Linked DNA regions of Mus musculus: region 2 is linked to region 1. A link is a loop called in an ENCODE intact Hi-C map of the cell type or tissue named here. Cell type or tissue: left cerebral cortex. All regions are shown on one strand. Links, peaks and the distances in the headings refer to the core of each region. The heading gives the core; the rest is flanking DNA.

Region 1 (10,869 bases), core at 1,731-9,730:
TTACTCACTTATGAGTAGGTATTAGCCATAAAGTATATGATAACTATGGTACAATCCACAGACCCAAAGAAGCCAAATAACAAGGAGGGCCCAAATAGACATTGGATGGAGGGAGAGAAGTAAGTGGAAGATGATATGGTGAGGAGAACAGTGTTGGGGAGTCAGGTATAGGCAGAGCAGAGGAGAACAAAAATCAGTAGTGATGGGGGTATCCCTAGGATGTCTAAGAGGTCTGGGTAAAGGGTTCTGGGGGAGGCTCCAGAGAGTCTATAGGGATAATTCTAATTGATACTCGTAGCTGTGAGGGATATAGCCCCTAAAGTGTCCACTACTTGTAGCCAAACAGGACTCCCAGTGGATGAATAAAGAGCAATCCACCCACAAAACCTTCAACCCAAAAAGTATCCTGCCTACAAGATGTTCAGGGACAAAGATAGAACTGAGACTGAGTGAATGGCCAACCAATGACTGACTCAAATTGAGACCCATCCCATAGATAAAAACCAATCCTTGACACTATTAATGATACACTTATGCTTGTAGACAGGAGCCTAGTATAACTGTCCTCTAAGAGGCTCCACCCAACAGACAATGGAAACAGATTCAGAGACCCACAGATAGACATTAAATGGAGGTTGCAGAATAAAGAGTTGAGGGAAAGATTGGGAGATTCATAAGGGATAGGGACTCCACAGGAAAACCAATAGTCAACTAAGCTGGACCCTTGGGGTATTCCCAAGACTGAACCACCAACAAAAGAGCATACATGAATTGGACATACCCACTTCCCACACATATATAGCAGAAGGGCAGTTTGGCATTCATGCAAGTCCTCCGACAACTGGAGTAGAGCTGTCCCTGAACCTGGTGCCTACCTGTGGATCCCATTCCCCTAACTGTGATGCCTTGTCTGACTTCAGTGGGAAAGGATACCCTTATTCCTGAAGTGACTTGATGTGTCAGATTGTAGTGATACCCAGGGGGCCCTCCATGTTCTCAGAGTAGAAAGGGAGAGGGTAAGGGAGGGCACTTTATGAGGGAGGAAAGGGAGGGGGCTGATAGCAGGATGTGAAGTGAATAAATAAATCAATGAATGAGAAAAAATAATATAAATGGAGGGGAATGTTTACTGAATGTGTCTAATGCTGTGTGGCATTACAACTTTGTCCACTTTACAGGTGAGGACCCTGGGTCTAAGCAAAAGGTACAAAGTCTCAATGCTAGTGAGTTGGATGGCAGGTGAACACTGAGCTTCAGGCACCTGGCTTTCAAATTCTATCTCATCTCCTCAGGACACTGTGGGTCAGTCAGGCACTTACCCCTTTCAGTTTATAGCTGCATGGCTTCCCTCTACAGCTTCTGAACCCAAGTAGCTCTAAGAGAAAAGGAAAGCGAAGCTCCTGTCTGTTTCTGATGTATTAAAGACCAAAATCTTTAGTTTTTCTTGGTTCCCTGGCTGAACTGCAGAGCGTGCTCTCTGATCCTGCATTTGCCCTGAGGCTCCTGTACAGTCTCTGCACAAAACAACAGCATACGTTCCTGGTACTGTGGGTCACAGGGCTCTAAAGATTTTGACTCTGGATTAGAGATCTAGTAAAGGGCTCAGATTTCACTGTCAGAAGTCTGCCCTCTCCCACACACCCACCCACATACACATACAAATACACCTTTGATAATACATCATGTAGCTTTTAATTAAGTTTTCTCATTAACTTGCATCTTTATATGCACAATTTAAAACAATGTACTGTGGAAAAATATATTTTTGCTCTTCTATACTGAAGCACTTCCTATATACAAAACACCACATGTAGCCCAGGAACTTCATGCGAAAAGAAAAAGGATCCAAAGGCAATGTGCTAGTAATTCTGTCTTCTTGTTTTTCACAACAGCTTCATAAGGGCGATTTATCATTCTTCACTTAAAACGGTAGAGCACCCAGATAATACACAACAGAATCTTTTTTTTTAAAATCATATCTAAATTATACTTTTTTTTCTTTCCATTTTTTATTAGGTATTTAGCTCATTTACATTTCCAATGCTATACCAAAGGTCCCCCATACCCACCCACCCCCACTCCCCTACCCGCCCACTCCCCCTTTTTGGCCCTGGCGTTCCTCTGTTCTGGGGCATATAAAGTTTGTGTGTCCAATGGGCCTCTCTTTCCAGTGATGGCTGACTAGGCCATCTTTTGATACATATGCAGCTAGAGTCAAGAGCTCCGGGGTACTGGTTAGTTCATAATCTTGATCCACCTATAGGGTTTCAGATCCCTTTAACTCCTTGGGTACTTTCTCTAGCTACACAACAGAATCTTTAGCCAACCCCACTGAGCTCCTTAAACTCAAGATACATGACTGACAGCACCCAGCTTTGACTTGCACCAGCAGGTTTCTCTTTACTGAGATGCACATATTCTCACACCATTTTCTTTCTTTCTTTTCTTTTCTTTTCTTTTTTTTTTTTTTTTTTTTTTTTTTTGAGACAGGGTTTCTCTGTGTAGCTCTGGCTGTCCTGGAACTCACTCTGTAGACCAGGCTGGCCTCGAACTCAGAAATCCGCCTGCCTCTGCCTCCTGAGTGCTGGGATTAAAGGCGTGCACCACCACGCCCGGCTCTCACACCATTTTCAAGAAGTGATTTCTTAAATAATATAAATGAATATAAATTTAGGGACTAGTAATGCAGGATCAGAGAGCACGCTCTGCAGTTCAGCCAGGAAACCAAGAAAAACTAGAGATTTTGGTCATATATATGTCTGATTACATAGACATAAATCTCTGAATTTAGGAAAATTTGACCTAAAATATGAAGTATAGTTTTGTTACAAAATAATGACAGAAATGTCTTGGAGAAGTTGACAACCCTTTACAAAAGCAGAAGTCCATCTTCTAAAAATCACAGCACACTGATCTGTGCATGTGTTGAGGCCAGATGCAAACATCAGTGAGAACCTGCTCACTCTCAGTTCAACAGTGACAATGGCAATCCATCATCAGTTAAATACACAGAATTGCCCCCATCCCAGAGTAACTCTGAAGGATTCCAATCCCACTCCAAAAAAGAAAGGGAAAAAACAAACTTAAAATAAGCCCATAAGGCAGGCTCCTAGGATCCAAGTGTAAAGAAGACGTTGGAGGTTCTCTGGAAGCGCTGAGGGGATTTTTGTCTGTTGCTTCAGAGACAGTTGCCATGACAACTTCATTTCCAAATGAATCTTAGACAGTCTTCTCTAAAGCCATGCTACCTAATGACTTGCTCCAGTATAAGCAGCAAGTAAAAACACAACTATGTTGACATTTTTCTCCTTTTTTTGCAATATCGACAGCTTCCAAAGCTTGAGTCTCAGAAAAGTGACTTCCTTCTTTTATTTATTTCTGGTTTAAACTGCATATTATTTCAACATTGTAGAATTTAAGATGTTTTGCATACAATATATTTTGCATATATGCATATATATGTGTATAGCTCTTAGGCTCCTAGGCTTCAGGAAGACCATGGATTTCAAGTACAGTCCAGAGTCTTGCATTACAAGAAGCACAAACTACATAGAGCCCTCACCCCTTCATTATAGTGTCTTTACTACAGGAAGGTACTTTGCACCCTACAAAAGAAGAAACGTTAACACCAACCCAGCCACGAACTCTTTGATCTACAATGGCATCCTGACGGCAAGATATGCTAGTGCAATGGTGGCGCAAAGCTTGAGAAAGTAACCAACCATGATCTGATTTAAATTGAGGCTCACTCCATGAGATAGAATCCAAACCTAACATTGCCTGGATGACCAAAACTTGAGACTAGATACCCAAGGGATCTAGAGGAAAAACAAATGCTACTGGTCAAAACTGAGGGAAAAAAGAAAAGTAACAATAAAATGACTCTCAATGACATTCTGCGATACTCACAGCTCAGTGCCTTGACAGCCATGGCCAGAAAAAAGCTTTCTGCTACAGCAGATGGGAATAAATACAGAAACCCACAACCAGACCAACTGCAGTGAGTAAGAAGCCTTAGAACACTCAGTCCTAAGTGGGATGTTTCCATACAATCACTCTGACTAGAGGTCAGGGAACCCTGAAGCAGAGAAGGGAGAAAATGTGTAAGAGCTAGAGTGGATAAAGGACACCAAGGAAGCAAGGCCCTCATGATCATCAAGATGGGTGCACCAGGATGGATGAACTCATGGAGTCTGAGGCAATATGCATAGGGCCTGTACACATCTGTCCTGTATGGGACCCAAGAGCTTAAAGGAAAAATGAACACAAGCTCTACCCCTAGCCCAGAAGCTGTCTCCACATGAACTTTCATGAATATGAAAGTTAGTTTTCTCCAAACGAGTCTCACTGGAGAAACAAACCACTCGTAAGGGTAGGCTCTGTGCAGCAGTAAATGCCAACAGAACATGAACTTAACAGCATCTTTAGAGGTTCTTTGCCCCATATGCCATGTCAGGGCTTTTCTTTTTCTTATTTTTCAATTTTTATTTTATTTATATATTTTTATCTCTTTTTACCTTACAGGTCTTTTGAATATGTGTTGTGGCATACAGTTTAATGTTTTTATGGGATTCCAAGTATGCAAATGAGTGGGTCTCTGCATCTAGATCTATTTCTGGTATCTTCTCTTAGTCTCTTTTCCTGCTATTTGTTTGTTTTGTCCTGTACCAATGTGTTAGTTTTGTTTTAGCTTTTATTTTATTTTATTTTATTTTACTTTATTTCATTATTATCCCTTAAAGTCTATTGTTTTTCTAATGAGGAAAAGAAAGCAGATGGATTCTAATTGGAGGAGAGGGGAGGAGAAACTGGGAGTAAAAAAGAGAAAAATGTAATCAATATATTATGTGAGGGTAAAACTATTTTCATAACAGGAAAAAGAAAAAAGAAACAGCACAAACCTGACCAGAAAGAAGAAATGACACCAGACAGAACTCCATTGTCATGGCCACACCTCAGACAACATTGAAGTGGAAACATAAGAGTTCTTTGGAAAGTAAATTGTGTTGGATGGTGTTTTGCTGGGACAAACATATAAAGGAGTGTTTTCCTGAAGTGAACACAGTGGAAAGACTAAGGCTGACTGGTGAAAGAACTTTTCACTGAAGGAGATACAGCTGAGAGGATGTTCTGCTAAAGCAAGGACACATGATGAAGGATTCTTTGAGAACAACACACATGTATTGGTCTGTCTTACTTTGCATAATCGTGCTCCATTTGTTGGAACTCTAAGGACTTGGGCTGATTGGATACACGTGCTGAGGCAAGGCCCATGCTGAGGCAAGGCACATGGAAGGCATGAGTTTTGGAGGGTATGCATAGGACTTGATGGTCAGTGATATAGGCTGAGCTTGGCTTGCTTATAGAGCTAGCTCTGCAGTGCTTGTGGATCTTGCTGATCTTTCCTTCCTTGAGAGAGGCACAGCAGAGAACTTCTCTTGGTGTTCCTCTGGGTCCCTCCTGCTGACTCATGCAGAGGCTAAGGTCTAGCTGTCTCTGCTAGGTAGTGCCACTTCATGCTTGCCACCTTGACTCTACTGAACTGGACTGCTGGTGCATCCATGAAGTGTTTGCGAGTGGATCTAACTGCTACTGCTAAACTGTGAACTGAACTTCCAATTTCCAAACAGCATAGACAGGAGTTGCTCCAGGGAACCTTTCTAAACAGGTCCACTTCCCCCATATCCTGTCTTTCCTACTACCTCTGGTAGGTCATGGGATAAAAAGGAGGTTAAAGTGTTTAAGAATCATCATTCAAAATAGGATTTGAAAACACTAAAGTTACAAAGCATCTGAGAAAGTAAGTAGAACTAATCTCTTCTCTCTTAAACTGGGTGTTCCTACTTCAAATAATCTAATCTAGATAAACCCTCATGGGAGTACCAGAGACTTGTCCCCTGGGTGATTCTAGATTCTTCCTTGTTTACAGTATTAACCACCACATATAGAAAGCAAAATTAGATTTTTGGCTTCAGAGTGAATCCCTATCTCAAAAAAGGAAAAAGAAAGAAAGAAAGAAATCAAGATGAGTGAATATGTTTTCTCTGGGGTAAGGATATGGAACACCTGGGTCGTAGAGCAAAGTATTAATTCTATAAAAAGTTGTCCAAATGTTTTTTTTTAAAGACACAAAAAGACAATTTTTAAAAAGAATGCTTTCAGAGTCAGAACTCAAAAAATAAGCAGAGAAGACAGAAGCAACTTCAGTGAAGCAGGGGGGCCTTTAAGGATACACTTGCATTTTGTTAAATCATTAAGGGCACAGTTATTCCTCCCAGCTTTTCATCAGGTTTTCAGATATACCATATTTCCTGAAATCACACATTTTTGAGGGGTGTTTTCTTGTACACATGGTTGACAGGTCCATGTGGATTAACTCATGGGAGGGGACCATAGCATGTCTTTGAACTCATGCAAACTTTCAGGTATTAAGAATGGCATGACTCCACAGAGGAACAGAAATAGAATTCAAATCCCATTCTTGTGACCATATATCACATAACACATATGGAGAAGATTTAAAGAAAATTTTAAAATGATAATAAGTGTATAAAGTACCTATGCTTTATCAGGAGAAAATAGCCTTTCCATCCTGGGCCTCAGCAAGCCCCAGCTACTCCACTTCCCCACTTTCACATAGTATTTTAAATCTAAATGGGGGAGGAAGTGATAATGATGCTTCCTCCCTCCTTCACATGATATTTCAAATTCAAAGGAGTGAACTTGTGATATTTTCCCATCCTTGAAGTTAGTGAGCTAACAGGGAAATGGGAAATAGAATCCAAAGTTGATTTGAGGGGAAGAGTTCATCCCCGGTGACCTCCAAACCTGCTAAAGCCTGATTAAGCACCAAACAAACTGTTCTATAATTTCAATGGTACCTCTATATGCAAGGCTCCTGCGTTCATGAATTTAGTTCAAGGACTTTAATTAGGTTCTTCCATAGTTGCCAGTATTTTTTTTTCTGGATATTTCTAAAAGTCTATCTTACAGTCATCCCAGAACCTGGATAAAAAAATGAACATAACTTTCCCCCATAAAGCAGATCTCTCAATAGACACTCTCTTTATTATTGGACTATAATCAGTGTAAGTTGTCATACTTATTGTCCCAGGAAAATTGTTACTAGCTCCTTTAGCATCTTAATTAAGTATTTAGAATAAGAATTTTAAAGTCTTATTCCTCAACACAAATCTGGCTTTTCTATTTACCAACAGTATCATCTTGGGAAATTTGTTTTACCTTTCTTTGCTTTTCTAATTTTTGAAGTTAAAAATGGGGAAAATAACCAAAATCCAAAGGAAATTTTAATGACTAAGTGAGACATTGTTTGGCACAAAGTACATTTATCGCTACTATTATTATTAGAGAGTATATATTTTAATTACTTTACTTGCAGGATTTTTATTCAGTACGTAAAATTGAATGATTATGGTGACATACATCTGTAATCTCAGCCCCTAGTAGGTAGAGGCAGGATGATAAGAAAGTCAAACCACTTGCTACAATATAGCAAATTTCAGATCAGCCTATACTACATGATACTCTGATTCTAATAAATAATTTTTAAATAATACAAATAAAACTTCCTCTATTCTCTCTAGTTTTAATAGTGCTTGAAGATGCTATGTAAGTTACTGTGCTAGAAAAGACTACATTCTGTGTCCTGAATACTAACTCTAACCTGACAGACATGACTTACCCACTGGTGCAATGGCATGACTCTTACAGAAGTGTCCAACTGCTCGGGCCTAAAATCTCCTGAGTAATGGACCACTGGCCAGGTTTATAGTACCAATTGTGACATCCCTTCTTTGGAGTAGGCCTCTAATCTCATTAGAAAGCAGTTGGACTCTTATATTGTTAAATGATCATGTTGTTCAACTGCCTTCTAAATAGATAAATTAGTGTTACTTGGAACTTTGGTTAGGAAGCTTTTTTTTTTTTTTTTTTTTTTGCAGTTGGCAGCAGTTAATGAAGTGTTCAGAATAAATGACTTAGAGTTCTCAGCCATTAACAGGACAGCTATGTCAATCACCCACCCAAAGGATTGGGGGACATAACAGAAGACTGGGCAGAAACAATGTAAGAGCCAAGGGATGGGCAGAACTTGTGTGAAAGGCTGTTTTCTGGATATAAAAAGGCTGATACTCTCAAGAACTCACAAGTACCTGTCGTTATCTTCAGAAGACTTGTATAAGACCAAGCCAGTCAATATTCTAGCATGCATGGAGTGTAGAGGCTTGTGTTCTCATGCTAATTATATTACCCAAAAATCTGTTTACAGTGTCCCACAGAACTAAAGGAAGCCTATCCCTACTTAGTTTTGACTTGTCAATAAAGTTTTCTGTGGCCAATGGCTGGACAGAAGCTGGACTTTTAGGATTCATAGGAAGGGACCAAGGGAAGAAGGAAGAGGAGTTTCCACCATGATGAGGTGGTAGGAGATGGACCATGCTGAAAAAGTACAGGAGGGAAAGAGAGCCAACATGTAGGTTCAGGAGGAAATCAGCCCCAAGAAAGCTGCCCCCGGGGTCCAGTGCAGCAAAGATGCAATATAGATTTAATAAGTATTCGCTCAGGAATATCGGAGGAGAATGTGTGTTACCCATGGGGAGTTAAGGAGTGGCCCAGCCATTGAGGTATTTAAGGTATTAAAACTATAAGGCTGTGTATGTATGTCTTTCTTTCAAGGAATCTAAAACATTGGGGCAGTAGCAACAAGCATGCACATACCAACCAGGAAGTATAGAGCAGATTAATATACTACCACAACAATGGAGAGTCACAGATCCCATCCCTCATTGAGAAACTACTGGCAGCTGATGGCTGTCAGTGGAAGTAGAGTTATTTTTCTTTGGGGATCTAGCCACTGGCAGGTTGCCCATGCTCCAGTGGAGGACACTACATGCATGCCAGCACAGACGAAAAAAAGGCTTTATTCATTATCAGAAAACAGCCTGCTAGATAATAAATACTACTTTGGCTCCTGGTACTAGCTTTAGGTAGTTATCTATTAATGGTCTTCTGGGTTATTCAAGATGTTGTATCTCCTCCGGGACCAGAGATACAACTCAAGTTTCATCTTTGGTCCAGTTATATTGAGTTTCAGGAATTTATTTTTGTATTTCATATCCTCTGTTACTCATATGTGGTCATAATTTTTGCAGTCTACTTTTAATAAGCATTCAACCTTTCCTCTTTCCTCTTTCCCACCACCCACGTGAAAGAGAAAAGTTATTAGGATATGGAGGAAGTATACCTGTTCAGCAATAGTTCTTTGTGGGTGAGCGCAGTCCTCTTTGGCAGCAGTTCAGTGCCTATCATACACCAAATATGACTCAGCAGATGCAGACCAGTCAGTCCTCTAGGCAGGCAGACAACACACACAGACCAGCAGCTTCAGTTCAGTCCTCTCAGCAGGCAGATATCAGACCCAAACCAGTAGCTGTAGTTCAATGCTGAAGAAACCGCAAAGCTAGCCAACTGGCCCAAATGAGCTGCCACAGGAATTTCATAAGCAGCTCTTTGGTGAGTTTCTCTCAACTCTGATACCACAAGTGGAGCTCAACAATGCTATGTAAGTTGAACCAATGCATGTGTGTCATTAGTGAAGAATAGTGAGGTGGAGCAAACTAAACCAATGTCCCATGCTCATCTCCCACTGTCTGTGGGATCATATTTATACTCCTTCATCAAACATCCTTCCACGTGTTTGGTATATCCAAAAATCCTTTCACCTGTGACTGCCCCAGGAAAACATCCTGTGTCTGTCCCAGCAAAACATTCTTTCACCTGTATGCCCCAGGCAGCCATCACTTGACATACCTGACTTGTCAAACAAACCAGAAGTTTCCACTTCACTCATAGTTGTACATGGATACATGTAAATATGCCTTACTGAGGTGTTATTGAACTTCAAGTAAATGGAGCCAATTTCTGTAACCAGCACAGCAATTTTAATAAATTATGTATCCGTGCAATCAATATGTGCTATTTCATTTTCCTAAAATGTTCTGTACTATAATGAGTAGCCCCTCCCTCCGTTGTGTGACATTATTTCATGAGACACATAAACAAATGTTTACTTGTTCCTGATAAGGAACCAATGGCAGAACAAAGTAAGGATACTACTAAATCCAACTTGGTGAGCCAATGAGTTAATTGGAGTTACTTCAAGGAGCATGGATAAGGAATGACAGAACCAGAAATGGCTCATATATAGTTGCATCACAAAGACCCTTCTGCAGTACAGGTGACACCTCATGAAAAATGGGAATTTGGGGTTCACAGCACAATTCTCAGCCATCTTAACAGATGAAATGTGAAAGAATCTCTCTTCCATGCAGCACAGTTGGTGTGAGTCTCTTCCAAGCAGCTCAGCTGGTCTCTGTTTCTTCCTGGTGGCCTGGTCTATCTCAGTCTCTTCTAGGCAGCTTAGCCTCTCTGATAGTGTCTCTCCAAGATGCTCACTGCTTATAGACATGTGAGGAGAGAGAGTTCTAGGAAAGCAGGTCAATTTTAGGGACTTCCTGAAATAACTCATTTTTTAACTTGTGGAACTTAAAGAGCTCCCCTACAGGATAGAGTGTCTCACCTCCCTTAGAACACCATGTGTCTTAAGGAGCTTCCCTCCAAAGTGGAAAGTTTTCATAGAAGAGGAAGTTGCTAAACCACACCCCAAACTTCAGTTCTAAGCAACTACAGACTTACTAGGTTTTTTTGCCTATATTTAAAGTTATAAAATGCATAGCCACTTAAACATGATGTTCCTTTCCCTCAGGATAAAGTTCTGGGCTTTGTTCACCACTTAGGAAAACTTTGGATTGCTTCCAATTGAAAGCTAAGATAATAAAGATGCTAAAAATG
Region 2 (10,869 bases), core at 1,261-9,260, 110 kb before region 1:
GTTCCCTGAGCCTTACATGGCAGTGTTTTACAGATGTATCCACTAGGGCTGAACTTCATAACTGTATTTTGATTGGTTGTGATTTTCTGTAATGTGTAGAGAGAATCTCTTTTGCAATGTACGGGAGTATCACCTGTCAATAAAATGCTGCTGGCCTATTAGCTTAGGCAGGAAATAGAGATGTGGAAGTTCTGTTATAGACAAAGGATTCTGAGATAGTCAGGCACGGTGCTTTTGTCCCAGACTCTAAAGAAGACAGTTGAATGAAACTGTAGGAGCAGTAACTAGTCATGTGACATGATTGAGACTAATTTAAATGGGATAACTGAGTTATGAGCTAGTAAAAATGAGCCAAAGTTATTGGTCTAGGCATTTATTCATATATAAGTCTGAGAGTCAATATTTTAGGGAACATAGGTGTTGGTGGAAAATCTTAAGGTTATAGTAGTGGTCTCCATCTGCTTCAAAGAGAAGTTTTCTTGATAAGAGGCAAAGACTACATTTATTTGTTGGTATAAGGACAGATGTTGTAGATTGTTGTTAGGGAATATACTGGTTTAGTAAATCAGTGGTTAAAGATTCTCTTCTAATAGCCATGACTTCACTAGCACTGAGTAGTTAACTAGGTTTCAGTACTAGACACAGTCTCATTCTTGTTGAGCAGGTCAAAGTCCAATTAAAGAACTGTTGTTTACCTCCAAGGTGTGCATGCCCACTACTGCATCCTTGATGTTAATGTGCCATGCTGGTCATTGATGTGGTCCATAGACACGAAAATTGGGTAACACTGTCAGTTTCTTCCCTCCTATGGAAGCTTGGATGGTATCTTCTGATACCATGAATGCTAGTCTTCAGAGAAAGAGCATTCAGTTCAGTTCCAGCTCAGTACTCTCTGGGTCCTGTTTCTAAAGTACATGATGTCTTCAGCAATAGGTACTTACCTTCCACCTTGAGGGGAAAACCAAGAGCCCCAGCAATAAGCTATGTGTTTTGGGAATGTCTTGGACAGCCCTGGATATCAACTTAAGAGAGGAGTTCTCGTGTCTAGTGCTAAGGTTTTTGCTAGGTGATCTTTGTATCTTGGAGGGAACACCATCACCCAAATGAGAAATGTTCATTAAAACTATATGTGTAAAGTTATATATGGAATTATATATAACATAGGAATGTTGGTAAATCATTGATAGTATTTTTAATCCTTCATTTTCTTTTCTTTTCTTTTTTTGTTTTAGTCAGGGTTTCACTGTGTAGTCTATGTTAGCTACCACTCTAGATCCTTCCACATGAATGCTAGACTGCTTGGGGTTACATATATATTCCACAATGCTTAGTTACCCTTCCTCAGTATTGACTCTTTTCTAATATCCCAAGAGTCTCATATGCTCTACTTGGGACTATGCATTTCCCTATAAAAAGTGGGATTTAGCTAGGCCAGGAAGACTGAATATCATAGGATTAAATCCAATAAATGAGGTACTATGCACTAGGCACCTCATAGTACATGTAATATATACACTATATAGAAATGTTGAATCTCATCATTATCATAATCTAGACATAATCCAACAGGTATCCACATTTTCTCTCTGATCTTTTCCCTTTAACATACTGAAGAAAAAACAGTTTGTTTTACCTCTAGTCAATCAGCCTCACACTGAAGATGTTTCTTCTTGCTACTCTAAGCTACCACCTATGACATCTGGCTTATGACTCCACCAAGAACACTTAGGCTGTTCATTATCCTAGTAGAACTGTGTGTGCATCAGCAGAGGGGCAACCGGAAGCCTCACTTCCCTTCACTGCTTTATCTTCTACTCTTTCACACACCAAGCATCTCTCCAGTTTTTTTTTAGAAGAGTGGGAGACATAGAATCCAAGTAAAAGACATCATCTTTCATTTGACTTTCCCATTGTCCAAAGTAAAAGCACCAAGGTTTTCTCAAGAATACCCAATTTTTGCATTCTTCTTAAATAATGCCTGTTCTTCCACAAAAAGGAGTCTGGACTTTCACATTTCTCAATATTGTCCAATATAGCCCTATCTTCATTTTCCTCCATATACCCAGGGTAATATGAGGGCATACTTCTTAAAAGATGAGCTATTCGATATAGAATAGCTAAATATTTAACATAGTGGTAGAGAATGATTTTTGGCACTCAGAATGAATATCCAGTCCAGCCTCCCTGAGAGAAAGAAAAGTATTTTAAGACTTTACCTTCTTCCTGGTTCTATAAAAGATAAAATAAACACAGAGATGGACACATACACAAACTCAAGCACCTACTTGGAGATGGGAAAATCTAAATCTACCTTATAAAATAAAGGAGGGGTAGATATAACATTCACATCACTCCAAGCTGACCTTGAACTTGCTATCATTCTGTTTTAGCAAGAAGGTAGACAGATGAGACAAAAGGTTGGCTGAAGCAGAAAAATGAAGAGTTCAAGGTATTCCTAAACTCTATATCAGGTCCAAGGCCATCCTGGATACAAAGAAAGACATTATCTCAATCAATCAATCAATCAATAAATCAATAAAATATTTTTTCTAAAAGTACCAAAGTTCCATGATGTGCTCAGCATCTCCAGGGAAGGACAGGGCAGCATGTTACATAATCATGCAAAAGCATAGAAGTTCTGTGTTCTTCATCTTACCCTTAGTTATAGAGCATAGGAGACTTACCAATCAGAAAATCACTAGTCCAAGTTACCATCTCAAGGAGCAGGAATTTTGAAATGAAGTATTTGAGATTTCATTCATTCTTACAAATCAGGGCTCATAAGTTTCTTGGATGAGAACTTTTCTTATGTATATACATGTACGTGAAAGGGAAGATTTATAGCCTTCCTGGGCAAGTAATCTCTTCAAGAGTTAGAAGATTATTACCTATGATACCCTAGACTCTACATTTGATATTTGGTAAGACAGGTCATAAAGTTGATAAAATTGTTCCGGGGCCTTGTACCAATCTGTACACATTCTTCCAGCTAGAAATGTTCTTCCTAGACAAATCCAAGAAAGAAAATTGAAAGTACATCAAGGTAATATTCTTCTTGAGTCTAATATTGTATACAATACATAATGGCACTTAGTAGATGCAAAGTTTGGCCAAAGTGATACCAAGTGCTATAATCCTCAAAAAGATCTCCAGTTTTTAACAGTAGAAAGAAAGCCTTGTTTGTGGAAAGTGTATTTGAGTATGTTTACAAGGATTTAATTCCGAATGATAGCACCAGACTCATCAGAAGAGCACTCTCTTCAAGGTTTTATTTAGGGCAAGTTTAACGTCTTTATTCCTCAAACTATAGATCAGTGGGTTAAGCATGGGAACCACATTGGTATAAAATACTGAAGCAAACCTTCCCTCTTCCATTGAACCAGGGAAAGAGGTTGTTAAATAGGTGAATGCCCCTGACCCAAAAAACAGAGCAACAGCAACTACATGGGAACCACATGTGCCAAAGGCTTTGGATCTACCTTCAGCAGAAGGAATCTTAAGAATGTTGGAGAGAATCAATGCATAAGAGATAAAGATGCTGATGCTGGATGCTGTGATGACTACTCCAACAACAATAAAAAACACAAGCTCGTTGGCATAGGTACTGGTGCAGGAGAGCTGTAAAAGGGGAAGAACTTCACAGAGATAATGGTGGATCATATTGGAATCACAGAAAGTAAGTGTCAGCATGCTTCCAGTATGGGCCATGGCTCCAGCAAACCCTATCACATATGAACAAAACATCAGCAGAGTGCAGACCTGAGGAGACATGGTAACTGTGTACAGCAGAGGATTGCAAATGGCCACATAGCGATCATAGGCCATTGACACCAGCACGTAGCATTCAGAATTGACAAAGAAACAGAAGAAAAACAGTTGAGTCATGCATCCCATGTAGGAGATAATGTTTTCTGAGACAAAATCACTCAACATTTTTGGCGTGAACACACAGGAATAACAGAAATCTATAAAGGACAAGTTGAAGAGGAAAAAGTACATTGGAGTATGAAGACTGGAATTCAACCCAATTAAGGTGATCAGTCCCAAATTGCCTATAACAGTCAGCACATAGATACCTAAGAAGACGAAGAAGAGAGGCAGCTGGAGAGCTGGTTGGTTTGAAAATCCCACAAGGATAAATTCAGTCACAGAGGAGCTATTTCTTGGAGCCATTCTCTTCTGAGACATCACCTAGAAAAGTGAAATAAAACACACAATGACAGCTATATACATGCACAATGGAAGAAGGCTCTAGAAGGTAAACCAGTGAGTATGCATGCCTGCTTTTCTTTGGCCTCTCCTCCTTCATCTACAATTCTCTTCATCTTAAGCCACTAATAGTGTGACTGAGCATAGCTCATTTCCCATGGACTGATTAAAGAATCAAGATGTTTATTTACATGGATAACAAGGATTCTGTTCTTGCCTAATAAATGAGGAAGCAGATGACTTCTACTGGCTACTCATGGACTTTCAAAAAAAGTAACTCAAGAACCAAGAGTTATCTCAAAGCCCAGTGCCTTAGGCTTTGTTAAATGTGGATCTGCAGAACTTATTCTATTCATGACTCTTTCTCAACCACACATGAAGTTCCCACCTACAGAGAAAATCAAGCTCAAACTGTTCCCTGCTGGCTCTGTTTATACTGCCTTCCACCTCCAAATCTCGTTACTTACCTTACCTTAGAGTCAATGCTGAAGGCTACAGAGTAATAAATGCTTCCAAGAGCCCTTGTGTATATGTTTAGAAGAAAACCACCAAGAAAGATAGAATTCAGAACTTTCCTTTCCTTCTCCTTGGTTTTTATCAGTGCAGTTTTATGCAATAGCTTTTTCCATTATCTTAGAAGAAGATGGTGTCACTATACCACAAGTCTGACATACTCAGATGTTCACTCTTCTTATTCTCCTGTTACTAAGAATCTGTGCTTTATATGGCCCCAGCTCTCTGGGGTGCTCATGGGAAGGACCTCAGTTAAGGGGCATCGTCCCAGTTGCTCTCTATCAACTTCAAGAAAACAAACAAGGCTTTTGACAAGAAGTAAAAGCTGGCATATTGCAAGAAGTTGCATAGCTTAGTGATCTTGGGGACCTGATTAAGGCAGACTCCCCCTGGGAATTTTTCTAAAATCAGTCTCTTTGGGGATGAACCTACTGTCATTGTTTACAGGCTGTGTTAGATATTTCTGTTCCATCTAGAGGAGCTAAAGTTCTACTTAAACTTCCCCCTAACACGAGGGATGTTATATTATTATTTGCTGAGTCTGGAAGCTCATTTTTCCTCTTCTTCATTCTTGGGGCCTAAAACTGACTTTAAGAAGGAAAGACCCAAAACTTAGTTTCTACCATTTCCTATTTCTCCTGGGGAGCTTTCAGGGGAAGACAAAGTGAACAGTTCACATAAAATCTTCCTAGGTCCATGAGCTTCTTACAATAGTGAGACACTACCACAGATGCCACCTACACTACAGAAAGCCATAAACAAGCTCTGATTAAAATACCACAGCACACATGAGGGAAGCACTCATATCTGTATAGGATGGGAGGTACTTCAGGGTTTGATACCACCCTTATTTAGATGATAAAGCTGCCTTTCATTCTATCAAACATAAACATCTGCAGTTGTAAGTTTCCACTGAAGCTACCTAAAATAATCTGCTTTCCTCAAGTGGCCCTAAAAGACACCACTTATCCTTGTATGAATATTAATAGCATGTGCTTTCACTCTTAAATATACTGCATGGTGGATTGCAGATTTTGTGTTTGTACTACTAAAAAGAACACAAGCAAGTATTCAGACCCTCTGGCCCTGTGGTCTTGCAGATTGACTAATGTCTATCTCCTTTTTGCCACCTCTCTGGCTGCCACCTTTTTTACCCTTCAAAGTCCTCCTTAACTAAACATACCCTTCCTGTACATCTATTATCACTTTGCCTTCCAACATAGAAAGGGCTTAAATTACAAGCTGCTTCTGATTTACTGAAGCCAGGAACTTTAAGCAAAAAAAAAAAAAAAACCTAGAAACTCAAGCTACATACCTAAAATAGATTAGAAAGAAAAACCAAGCACAAGCAAGGATAAAATAATAAATTGATCTGCATTGTTTAACTTTAAAAAAAAAAGAGCACTTTCTACTGCTAGGCACATGCTCAGTAAGTACATAGGTTGACCTCAACATGTGCTAAGTAGTGTTCATAGCACAATTATATGTATGAGCCCAAAACTGAAAGCAACCTACAGGTCAACCAACTGTAGAATGGATAATAAATAGTGGGATTTTCAACAATTCTGGGGTTGTAACAAAATAAGATTTCATTTAGCCATGAAAGTTCATGATATCAAGCTATCATGGAATTAAAGAAAACAAGCACAAAGGGGCACATGTCTGTGGTTCCATGGAATTGTGCTTTAAATATGAAATGAATTCCTGAGCTCAAGCTTTGAATGCTTGGTTCCTTGTTAATTACAGTGTCTGAGGAAGTTATAAAACCTTTAAGATATGGGATGGAGTCAGAGGAAGTAAGTCACTAGGGATATGATTTTGAAATTACACCTAGTCACTAGGTCCTTCCTTGCTCAATGCTTCCTTCTACCATGAGGTAAGTAGCTTCCTCCTTCACACATCCCACCTCCAAGATTTCAGGTCAAGTAATTAGTCCTAAAAAATGCAAGCTAAAATGTCTCTTCTATTAAGTAATGTCAATCAACTATTGAAAATATTTGATCACAACAGAAATAACCCAAACATACATTCATTTAATTATAGTTCATTTTATTTTCATGTACATTTGCTGTTTAACCTATATTTATGTCTGTGTTATTAGCTTCCATGTAGGTGCTAGGAATTGAGCCCAGGTCTTCTGGAAGAGCAGTCAATGTTGGTAACCACTGAGCTGAGCCATATTTCCCCAAGTATCTTTTTGTTTGTTTGTTTGTTTTGAGATAAAGTTTCTCTATGTAGCCTTTGACTGTACTGGAACTCACTCTGTAGACCAGGCTGGCCTCAAATTCACAGAGATCCAACTGCCTCTGTCTTCTGAGTGCTGGGATTAAAGGCATGTGCCACCACTGCCTGGCAAAACAAGCTAGACATGTGTTTGTTTGTTTGTTTGTTTGTTTGTTTGTTTGTTTTGGTTTTTGTTGTTGTTGATGTTTCATTTTATGTTTTTGAGACAGGCATACAATTTTTTAAAACAAACAAACAAAAATAACCTGTCACTTTAGAAGTCAAGCATCAGTTTCACTCACTGGGAAATTGGAGGCTACTAACTGGAAAGAGACACAAAAGACAGGCTGCTGGTGGCATTCTATTTCTGACATGACTACTGCTTAACTGCAGCTAGTTAGCAAAACATTCATCAATTTATAGAACTATATGTTAGACTTAAATTAAATGTTTAAAGAATAAGTGGAGAACCAAAAAAAAAAAAATCATCCTACCGAATTAGTTTAAGCATAAAGTTTCCAAACATCTTGTGCCATAAAGTTCTCATTTGGAAAAATGGGTATTTGCTCTCCTGACAACTTATTATATAGAAGAACATGCAAGAAAAATAGCTCTGTTTTTATTTCTCATCCATTATATGTCTCTCAAAATAAAACTCTGTTTTATTTTTTCTTACATAAAAGAAGGAAAGCTATAGAAAAGATAATTAATGCATTTGGAACAATCACAGCATTATGTTCCAAGCATTATGCTGAATGTTTTCTAATATAATACTGTATGTTTATAACATCTATGGAATGTATATGCATGTGGCAGATTGTATTTTCCAAAGATGACCACACCAACTCTTTCTCTCTCTCTTTCACACACACACACACACACACACACACACACACACACTCACACACACACACACACACACACACACACACACACACACACTCACCTACACATACATATATAGCTTGCATCCCATGTGCTCTTGGAGGAACAGGGCTGATGTTCTTCTAGTAAACTGATAGGATCTTGGCCCTATGAGAGCTCTGGAGCATCTTACACCAATAGAGTATGGTAAAATGGATGCTATATGACATCCAACCAGAGATCATACAAGAATGTTCTTTCTGCATTTCTTTCTCTTTTGTCACCTTCCTGACAGTACAGTATGTTCAGAGCACTCTAACCTTGTTCCAAAATACACAGCAAGGTAAAAATTTATGATTATCTATCCAGTGTTGAAAGAGATCAGACAGTCTTTGGGATACATATGAAAGGAGTAGATATCAGAAAAAAAGAAAAAAAACACTCAGTTGTACTGGCTAGTTTTGTGTCAACTTGACACAACTGGAGTTATCACAGAGAAAGGAGCTTCAGTTGAGGAAATGCCTCCATGAGATCCAACTGTAAGGCATTTTTTCAATTAGTGATCAAGGGGGAAAGGCCCCTTGTGGGTGGTGCCATCTCTGGGCTGGTAGTCTTGGGTTCTATAAGAGAGCAGGCTGAGCAAGCCAGGTGAAGTAAGGTAGTAAGGAACATCTCTCCATGGCCTCTGCATCAGCTCCTGCTTCCTGACCTGCCTGAGTTCCAGTCCTGACTTCCTTCAGTGATGAACAGCAGTATGGAAGTGTAAGCTGAATAAATCCTTTCCTCCCCATCTTGCTTCTTGGTCATGCTGTTTGTGCAGGAATAGAAACCCTGACTAAGACAAATTGGTACCAGCAGAGTGGGGTATTCCTGTGACAACCTGACCATGTTTTGGGGAGGACTGTGGAAGGACTTTGGAACTTTGGGCTAGAAGATCCATTTGGTGTTAAGAACTCTGTCAGATGTTGTGTAGGAGCTTGGAAGACAATGTTGAGAACAGTGCAGAAGATGGAGGCCTGGCTTGTGAAATTTCAGAGGGAAAAATTAAAGACTCTTTTTCAGGGCCATTGTTACTTTGGTTGTGAAGATTCTGTGGTTCTGGTTAGCTGGAGCTGAAGAATCAGCTGTGATTAACAAGATACCAGAACTACTAAAGCAAAAACTTTGCATTACTGGGACTATTGATGCTGGTTAGCTGGAGCTAAGAAATTAGCGGTGATTAAGAAGAGACCAGCATCGTTGAGGTGACATCTTCTGGGAAGTGTTTTCTGAAAGCACAGGGGCTGTGTTCCAGAGATAGCCAAGGTTGTACCTTGTGCTATGGTTGGACTTGGTAATGTGTAAGAGTCACCCAGGTGGTACTGGTTTTGAAGGCATGAAAGTGTCACGCAAAGCAGCTGAGGCTTGGCACTGTAAGAGGCCATGGAAGGCCACTGGTGAAGGTGCAGCCTCAGTTGCAATTGAAGGCCCAGGACTGAAGGGGTCATGCAGTGTTTTGGAGATGCCAGTACCATGAGATGACCACCAAGAGCAGCAGTAGCAGTGGAGTACAGGCATCTGGAGCCTAGAGGATGATGCGTGTGCTACAAAGGGCATGGCTGGAGAAGTGACCCAAGCCCTTGGAGGAGCCCAGAAGATCATGAGTTGGATCCCAGACATTGGACGGTTGGAGATTGATTTTTGCTTTTGATTGTGACTGTACCCTGATATTTTCCCTCTTGAAGGAAGAAACTGTTTTAGTGGAGCCCACGATTAAGAGACTCTTAATTGTAAAAAGACTTTGGATTTTAAAAGAGATGGATATTTTAAAGAGATTGAAATTTTAAGAATATGTAAAGACTGTGGGACTTTTAAAATTATTTAGATCTTGGGGCTGAATAAGATTGCAAGGGTTGAGGCTTACTAGTGATGTTTTTGTGTGTCAAGTTGACAAGGGGTCAATTGTACTGGCTAGTTTTGTGTCAACTTGACACAACTGGAGTTATCACAGAGAAAGGAGCTTCAGTTGAGGAAGTGCCTCCATGAGTTCCAGCTATAAGGCATTTTTTCAATTAGTGATCAAGGGGGAAAGGCCCCTTGTGGGTGGGACCATCTCTGGGCTGGTAGTCTTGGGTTCTATAAGAGAGCAGGCTGAGCAAGCCAGGTGAAGTAAGGTAGTAAGGAACATCTCTCCATGGCCTCTGCATCAGCTCCTGCTTCCTGACCTGCCTGAGTTCCAGTCCTGACTTCCTTCAGTGATGAACAGCAGTATGGAAGTGTAAGCTGAATAAATCCTTTCCTCCCCATCTTGCTTCTTGGTCATGCTGTTTGTGCAGGAATAGAAACCCTGACTAAGACACAGTGAAGTGTCAAAGGGGATGACCAGGACATCTCTAAGTTATATGGTCCAGTCAGTTCTGCCTGCTACACAGAACCTCCCCTTTCAGTAGAATGATGTTTTTGAGGTTTCTTTTTTAAAGAAAATGCGCATTTCTTCTTAGTACATGTACTTTCTTACCCACCAGATTCTTCTACTTTGGGTGGAAGCTTAGCAGCTGTGTGGCAGCAAAGGTGAAAGTGTTCTCTCTATTCATCAGTTTAGATGTCACCTTGTTCATCGCTCAATAAATATTTATCAAGAACAACTATTTTTGCAGTATTAAAGCACTTTATATTTAGAAAGGTTCCTCTTGATTTTCTGGAAAAAAATGTAGGAATTATTGGTGAGACATACAAATTTTATCTGTTTTTTCCATGAAAGATCTTATAGAAACTAAGTAAAAACTTTATGAGTAAAGAGAAAAATTAAGAAAGTACTAACGTAAAGAGACAACCAGTAGATCAGGGAACCTGTGGATTCCTGGTGGCCTGTGACTTTGGGTTTAGTATGTTTCCTATACAGAACACAAAAGATAAAATCTGGCATAATGCTGAACCTCAAAGGAGGCATCTTATGTCTAAATTAAAGGGAAAAGCTCACAAAGGAAAATAACCGAACTTATCTTGGTCTTAAAGAAAGAAAGTTAGACAAACTATTTCTCACAAATCTATAATCACCTCCTTGTGTGAAGTAAAAAAATT

The links. Peaks named below come from ENCODE experiments on the same cell type or tissue, not always from the same donor. Only the 100,000 strongest peaks of a DNase experiment are listed, where the experiment ranks them.
Region 2: a loop joins it to region 1, with 2.7 times the contacts of the local background. A loop is called at or near these places in 2 of 42 quality-filtered maps.

Annotation. Positions count from the first base shown.
Region 1 is chr9:37,807,191-37,818,059 of GRCm38, reverse strand. No RefSeq gene overlaps it. Among named protein-coding and RNA genes, the nearest start is that of Olfr876, 8.7 kb to the right of the region's middle. In left cerebral cortex, for the core only: no CTCF peak of the experiment used is centred there; DNase peaks (open chromatin) are centred at 3,144, 6,381 and 6,637; H3K27ac peaks cover 2,659 bases.
Region 2 is chr9:37,911,963-37,922,831 of GRCm38, reverse strand. Olfr878 (olfactory receptor 878) reads right to left here and starts at 4,284. Exons shown (of 1, transcript NM_146798.2): 1 at 3,220-4,284. The coding sequence starts at 4,188. The coding sequence ends at 3,244. In left cerebral cortex, for the core only: no CTCF peak of the experiment used is centred there; a DNase peak (open chromatin) is centred at 4,632; H3K27ac peaks cover 2,878 bases.